Regions from separate parts of the Homo sapiens genome. Here region 2 is linked to region 1. The links are chromatin loops, found by intact Hi-C in ENCODE. Cell type or tissue: Calu3. All regions are shown on one strand.

Region 1 (4,000 bases):
GTCTACTCCTGTTCTTTAGCACTCTAGGTTGTCAAGGGCAGATCTGCAATCAAGTCTGACTGTGTATGAATGGAGTTTTCAAGTAAAGTGAAATAGCTAGAAAAGAGGAAGCCATATATATTACCCAACTTTTAGTGAAAGAAAACAAAAATGAAGGGCAAAATAAAAGCCAAGAAAGAAGACTAGAGTCTGTTCGTTTCATTTGTCAAATAAACCAAAACAATTAACTTCCCCCTCTTGAAACACTTGCTTTAATTTCCTATCCTTATTTTGCCTTTGTCATTGCATAGACATTTAATTTTCTTTTTCACCATTCTAGTTCCAATTTTCTTTTAAATATAATAGGAACAATCAAATATACAGTATCAATCTGGTCACTTTGAGTACTTAAACCTCTATTATACAGAAAATTATGAAAAAATATTTTTTCCCACAAAGTTGAAAGGGGGATGAGAAATGTTTTGACAGTGTAGGCCACATAAGTAATTGTAATTACCCACACAAGATCCTCACTGTGAAATTTCCTCAGAAGGAGAAATCTGTGGCTCATATAAAATTCCATATATTATAATGATTATGGCATTGGATCTAATTTTTTAAAATACTGTTTTATGGTTAATCCTAATATTTAAAATGAATGTGTATATTATATATCAATTATAAATAAAATTAATTTTTAAGAAATGCCTATCAACTGACAAAATACAGTTGGGAAATTTGACATTTGTAATTTACCTTAATTCATTACATGTTCCTCAAGAAGTCACTGTAGATAGGAGAACTTAATACCACAGCTATAGCCCTGCACTGTCCTGCTAACCCCCTTCCTGTTTCCTCCTTCACCTGCACTGTCCTGCTAACCCCCTTCCTGTTTCCTCCTCCACCTTAAGAATGAGCAACCCGCCCAAAAGCCTGCTCCAGTCACCACTGCCCTGTTAACTTTTATTCTAGCCAATCATCACATCTCTTGACAAATGCCTTCTTCTCTTCCTGTGCTCTTTTATAACCTAAGCACCCTTTCATTATCTTACCTCAAAACCTCTATTCACGGATTTTTGCAACTTCCCTCTAGTGTCTCTTTCTACACACACACACACACACACACACACACACACACACACACACACACACAGAGGGAGAGAGACAGAACCACTCTTGATAATCCATTAATAGCTTATTTATAACCCCCCAAAGTTGAAAGTGATCCCCCATTCTGACCACCAGATTTTTCTGGGCCTGGTGGAGTGCAGCAGGCCTGAAGGAGAGCTAGAGGGGCTCCAGAGCACACACACAGGGAAGGAAAGCCTGGTGGGAGAGGGGCGTTACTTTATTCTGTGTGGGCAAGCATCGAAGAGGCCACCAAACAGGTATGAGCCAGAACAGCTTTCCTGTGCCTAACTCATACCAGCAACTATTGGGGAGACTGTATTTGAACTATATCTCTGGGCCTGGCACTTTTTTTAACATTTGCCAATGAATGGTTTCATCTCAGCGCCCCAGAATAGTTCAACTGCTTCAAAGAAATGTTTGGAAGAAGAAATAATTTGCTGTATAGTAATAATTTGCTGAGAATTAAATACTAACAGCCTCAACTGCTGGTTTCTCTTGTACTAAGAGTATTCAAAAAACAAATAGATACGGTCTCCGCTGTTTTTTAGAGCTGCCCAACTACTTAAAATAGCTGCTTAATTTCTTTGCTCCACTTTCCAGGGGCACAATTAAATATGCAGGCTGGAGGAAGAAGAGTGGAATCAAATGGCACAGATGCCCACATGACTGCATAGCTGGGTGTGTAGGCCCTGGACTGCCCCAGCTCACCCCCATCCACTCATGTCTAGATGTAAGACTGAGGAAAACTGCAGCGAAGGTGTGGGTGAGCAAACAGCTGGGACTGCATTGGCCAGGGACGCATGTGCAGAGGCGGCAGAGTTCACATACTTTGGATTTTTATACAAGAGACTAGCTTGAGTCACTAACCAGAGGGCACATAATCTTTGACATTTCAAAATTTCGAGATATATGATGTAAGAAAACCATTTACTCCTAATATTTTCTTATGTCTAATATTTGACATAATTACGTCTTCCTAAACATACACATTTTTAAACTAAATTAGAAATGTAAAATTATTATAAGATATCTCAAATCTAAAATTCTTTTTGAATTCTGTCAGAAGAAATGATTCTTTCAAGAACACTCCCTAAATTCCTGGTTATTAAAAACAATATTTTGAATACTGCCTAAGATTTCCTTTAGAGGTCACATAAAAGGCCAAATTACATTTTAATGACTATACAGTAGAAAACTATACTTCTATAACAACTGGCTTTCTGGCAGTATCTGTCCTAACATATTTTTAGCATATGCCACTGTTTACACTGTTTTTTTTTTCCCTAGTAACAGTGAAACTTCACCAGACCAAATTAACTACCAATTTAAGAAAAATTTAAATATTATCAATAAAACCTATTTTAATGACTTCCTTGGATTATTCTCGAGACTTTTCTAACAGGTCCTTACCTTTGATATCACTTAAAACTTACAGAAAAGTCTCAGGAATTAAAATGACTGAAAAGGCAAGGATATCGACTGGCTCAGTGGGAAAGCATGCAGCCCTGATTGTCACTGGCAATCACCTAAAATCTCAAGAGGAAGTGGCTGCTGGATGAAGCACACACTGAGGGCTAGAAGGCGGAAAGACAAAAAGAACCTGAGTATTTGATAAGACTGTGGAGCTCTAAATAAAGCCAACTCTGAAGCCCACCCCTCTGGAGTTCTAGCTTCTGAGCCAATTTTTGTATCACTTTAAGTTTTTTGGCATTTTTTTTGTTTTGATATAATTTTAAACTTACAGAAACGCCTCAAAAATATACAGAAATTATCAGGAATTCCTGTATATCCTTTGACCAGATTTATCAATACCAATGTTTTACCCCATTTGCTTTATTCACATTTTCTTTCACAAACCGCTGGAGAGTAAGTCACAAACTTTATGCCCATCTCTTCTCCAAATATCTACAAATAAGGGCATGTCTTAGATGACCACAATATAATTATAAAAATAAGAAATTTAACATCTAATCCACAGTCTATATTCAAATTTCAACTGTTCCCCAAACATGCTCTTTGTACTATCCTTCCTAACCCAGGCTCATCCATTGCATTTGTTGTCTTATCTCTTTAGCTTTTTTCTTTTTTTGAGACAGAGTCTCATTCTGTCAGCCAGGCTGGAGTGCAGTGGCACAACCATAGCTCACACAACCAAGCTCATAACCTTGAATTCCCAGGCTCAAGTGATTCTCCCACCTCCTGAATAGCTAGGACTACAGGTACGCCCCACTACACCTGGCTAATTTAAAAAAATTTTTTTATAGAGATGGCATCTCGCTATGTTGCCTAGGCTGGTCTCAAACTCCTATCCTCAAGTGATCCTCCCACCTTGACCTCCCAAAGTGCTGGGATTACAGGTGTGAGCCACCACATCCCTCTTTAGTCTCCTTTAATCAAAAACAGTTCTTCAGCCTTTGTCTTTCATTACAATGACACTGGAAGAATACAGGTCAGGTACATGGTTCCTCAGGTATTTGGTTTGTCTCATGTTTCTGCAGGTTATGCACACTTGGCAGAGATACCTGGCAGAGATACATGACCCTTTCAGTGAGTCAGGAGGCACATGGTATGGTTTGTCCTAATACTGGTGATGTCAACTTTTATTACTGTGGCACACAGACTCTAAGACATCCCTGTCCTTGCCACCTCCTGCTGTTCATGCCCTGTGTGACTCCTCCCTTTGAGTCTAGGTGGGACCTGTGAAGTGCTTCTAACTGACAGAATACAGCAAAAGTGATGGGATGTTCACTATTACAAATACATGATTATATTACATAAGACAGCTTCCATCTTGCTGGAGTCTCCTCTCCTTTGCTGGCTGTGAGGGAGCAAGTGGCCACGTTGGGAACCCACATGGCAAAGGAACTGCAGATAGATAGTCTCTACGTGC
Region 2 (4,000 bases), 54 kb after region 1:
ACCCTGTCTCTACTAAAAATACAAAAATTAGCCAGGCGCAGCGGCATGTGCATGTAATCCCAGCTATTTGGGAGGCTGAGGTGCGAGAATTGCTTGAACCTGGGAGGCGAAGGTTGCAGTGACCCGAGCTCGTGCCACTGCACTCCAGCCTGGGCAACAGACTAAGACTCTGTCTCAAAAAAAATAAATAAACAAATAAATAAAAGTGACAGCAGGCCAGGCATGGTGGCTCATGCCTGCAATTCCAGCACTTTGGTAGGCCAACGTGGGCAAATCACTTGAGCCCAGAAGTTCCAAACAAAACTAGGCAACATGGCAAAATCTCTGTCTCTAAAAAACGATATAAAAATTACCCAGGCATGGGCCAGGTGGTAGTGGTGGCTCACATCTATAATCCCAGCACTTTGGGAGGCCGAGGTGGGTGGATCATGAGGTCAGGAGTTCGAGACCATCCTGGCTAATATGGTGAAACCCCGTCTCTACTAAAAATACAAAAAATTAGCTGGGCGTGATGGCACGTGCCTGTAGTCCCAGCTACTCGGGAGGCTGAGGCAGGAGAATCGCTTGAACCCGGGAGGCAGAGGTTGCAGTAAGCCAAGATCACGCCGCTGCACTCCAGCCTGGTGACAGAGCAAGACTCCATCTCAGGAAAAAAAAAAAAAAAAAATTACCCAGGCATGGTGACACATGCCTGTAGTCCCAGCTACTCGGGAGGCTGAGGTGGGAGGATTGCTTGAATCTGGGAGGTCAAAGCTGCAGTGAGCCGATCAAACCACTGCACTACAGCCTGGGTGACAAAGCGAGACCCTGTCTCAAAAAAAAAAAAAAAAAAAGTGATAGCAATCTTATCCAATTACAGCTAAAATCTTAATTTTGCAAATGAACATCTAAACTTACTGTTAAGGCTCCTCCCACTCACTTAGAAGGGGCCTGTGTAAATGAAGGGACTTGAAGTTTAAGCTGCATTAGATTCATGGTAAATTCACCACTGTGTTTCTGTTTTATTTTCTCTTCTTTAATGACTAGAACTATTTGCCCTTACATCACCCATGTAAAACTAGAACACTACTTGTACATAGTAGGAACTCAAAGCATATTTGTTAGATTGAATTAACCTGACATATTTGAACTTATTATTCAAAGAGAACAATTTTTATCTATTACTGTAACTGATAAGGCATTTCACCAATCTCTAATTCTACCATTCACCCCCACTACCTACTCTGGAAACCTACACATATACTTCATATATTCCTTTCCTTTAATGATCAGGATGGGAACACAAGAAATACAGAAAGAGCAGACCAAAAAAAATGTTTTTAAACATTTTTTTGCTGGGTGCGGTGGCTCACGCCTGTAATCCCAGCACTTTGGGAGGCTGAGGTGGGTGGATCACAAGGTCAGGAGATGTAGACCATTCTGGACAACATGGTGAAACCCGTGTCTACTAAAAATACAAAAATTAGCCGAGCATGGTGGCGGGCGCCTGTAGTCCCAGCTACTCAGGAGGCTGAGGCAGGAGAATCGCTTGAACCCAGGAAGCGGAGGCTGCAGTGAGCCGAGATCACGCCACTGCCTCCAGCCTGAGCAACAGAGCGAGACTCCATCTCAAAAAAACAAAAACAAAAAAAACATATTTTTTCACTATTTCAACCTTTTCCACAAATATTCTCTCTTTAAAATCAAATAGGATTTTATGCCAAGACGATCTTCCCCTCCAAATTAGCATGAACCTTGCTGAGAAGCTTGACTGATCGTATCCTCTTTTCAAAACCCAAACAAAGCCTGAATGTTCCCTATACCAAGAAACCATTCTCAAGGGATCCCTTTATTAGTATGCACACAGGCATTCATTGTTCCTTTCAGGAAAACCTTCTACCAACCTTAAGATTATTTTAAATCAACATATGGCCATAATTTTTAAACGATTCTTTATACATCTAAACTAAAGGTACATCAAAAATTTTGAAACCAAAAGTTAAAATAAATGATTGTTGTCAGACGGGTATTTAAGTCCTGAAAGACTGTGAGACCACACATGATTCTAATCTCTAAAACTACTGCTATTAATAATTCTTTGTGGCATGCCAGAAAAGCAAATGCTTTTTAACCATGTGAAGATCTAGACTATAACCTAAACTGCATCAGTTACTACCTTCTAAAGACCCTGTATACCAAAATGTGCTCTAATTGCTAGTCAGGTATACTTATGAGTATACAAAGAGCCTGCGTGTCTTTAACCCCTTAATTAAGCGTGTGAAAGTTAAAACTTCATCAACTTGTACCTAATAAACTTTCCCAAACAACAAAGTCTTATTATTACTACAACTGCATAAACACTGGAGAAAATAAAATGTTAAATAAGCCACCAAACAAGAATCATAAACTCTCTTGATTCTAAGCAATCTATCCTCCTGTCATCACAGAAATACTTCTTAACCATACTGCTCATTTTAGGACGTTATACATAATTTAATCTTTTTACTTTCAAGAGATCCTCTAAAGAGCTAGTCTTTCCTTTTTCTTGAATTTATCTTCTTGGGTCCTATATCACACTACTTTTATGGCCATGCTAGCAATTTGGCTCTAAGTTTTACCTGAATGCTAAATAAACTCACTAATTCTTCATTTTTTTCCTTCATTGGTCTCCAGCCTCTGACACATTTCAACATTTTTCTGTTTTTCTTATAGCATATTTCTATTTATTTCATTCAAACTGAATCTAACCATTCTCAGATGTATCAATACTGTTAAAAGTAAACAAGAATTAAAATCAATTACTACCACATTCAGTCCCCTAAAAAGTCAGTAAAGCCTATGAAGTACTATTTCTTCTAAAAGGACTAAATGGAGTGATACTGCTGGTACTGGCAAGAACCAGTACGACTCATTCAGCTCAACAACAGAGTGACAATGGCCTGTAGAAGGATTCACTCACTTGAGGATTACAGCCAGAATCCACTTCTCTACCCTGAACACAATCCTGGGCACCACCTGCTAGAGCAGTGGTTCTCAACTGGGATGATTTTGCACCCTAGGGAACATCTGGCAATGGACAGAGACTTTTTTAATGTCACAATTGCAGGGGAGGGGCCTACTGGCATCCAGTGTTAGAGATCAGATCACGGATGCTGCACAGAACAGCCACCACAACAAAGTATTACTCAGCCAAAAATGCCGACAGTGCCAGTTAAGAAACTCTGACCTTGACATTTACCCCAATTCTTGGTAAAAACATAAAACAGATGGACTAGAGACAGTATAGTGGTGAGAAAGGACCACAGGATTAGAGGAAGAAGGAAACTAAAACCTACTGAGTACCTGCTATACAGCAAGTCTTGCCACTTGACATATATTATCCTCACTTATGCCCCAATCCTGTGAAAACAACAATATATTCTGATTTTACACAGAAGGCTAGACTCAGGGTGATTGGGGAACTTACTCACTGTCACTTATCTAAGGGGAAGAATCACAAAACAAATTCAAACCAAATGTTTCATTCCACAACACTACTAAGCCTAGACACTAAAAGACCAAGATTTGATTCAAAGAGTTACTAATCACTTAACTTCCCTAAACGTCCATTTAGAAAATATATCAGGCCGGGCGTGGTGGCTTACACCTGTAATCCCAGCACTTTGGGAGGCCAAGGCTGGTGGATCACTGAGGTCGGGAGTTCGTGACCAGCCTGGGCAACATGGGGAAACCCCGTCTCTACTAAAAATACAAAATTAGCCAGGCGTGGTAGTGCATGTCTGGAATCCCAGCTACTCGGGAGGCTGAGGCAGGAGAATCTCTTGAACCCGGGAGGCGGAAGTGGCAGTGAGCCAAGATTGCGCCATTGCACTCCAGCCTGGGCAACAAGAGCAAAACTCCGTCTCAAAAAAAAAAAAGAAAGAAAGAAACAGAAATCAATGGATGTGAAAACATAAACGTTGCAGATTGCTAACTACATATAATCATGATAAATACAATGAAAAAGAAAGTGTGGCCAGGC

Evidence for each region. A loop is a pair of places that touch in the nucleus more often than their neighbours do. Peaks named below come from ENCODE experiments on the same cell type or tissue, not always from the same donor. Only the 100,000 strongest peaks of a DNase experiment are listed, where the experiment ranks them.
Region 2: a loop joins it to region 1, with 4 times the contacts of the local background. A loop is called at or near these places in 20 of 110 quality-filtered maps.

The regions. Positions count from the first base shown.
Region 1 is chr18:12,596,075-12,600,074 of GRCh38, forward strand. All of the region lies in intron 2 of SPIRE1 (spire type actin nucleation factor 1), which reads right to left. Among named protein-coding and RNA genes, the nearest start is that of SPIRE1, 60 kb to the right of the region's middle. In Calu3, no CTCF peak of the experiment used is centred here; DNase peaks (open chromatin) are centred at 877 and 1,877.
Region 2 is chr18:12,650,063-12,654,062 of GRCh38, forward strand. All of the region lies in intron 1 of SPIRE1 (spire type actin nucleation factor 1), which reads right to left. Among named protein-coding and RNA genes, the nearest start is that of SPIRE1, 6.0 kb to the right of the region's middle. RefSeq lists an enhancer at 1,507-2,090. In Calu3, no CTCF peak of the experiment used is centred here; no DNase peak of the experiment used is centred here.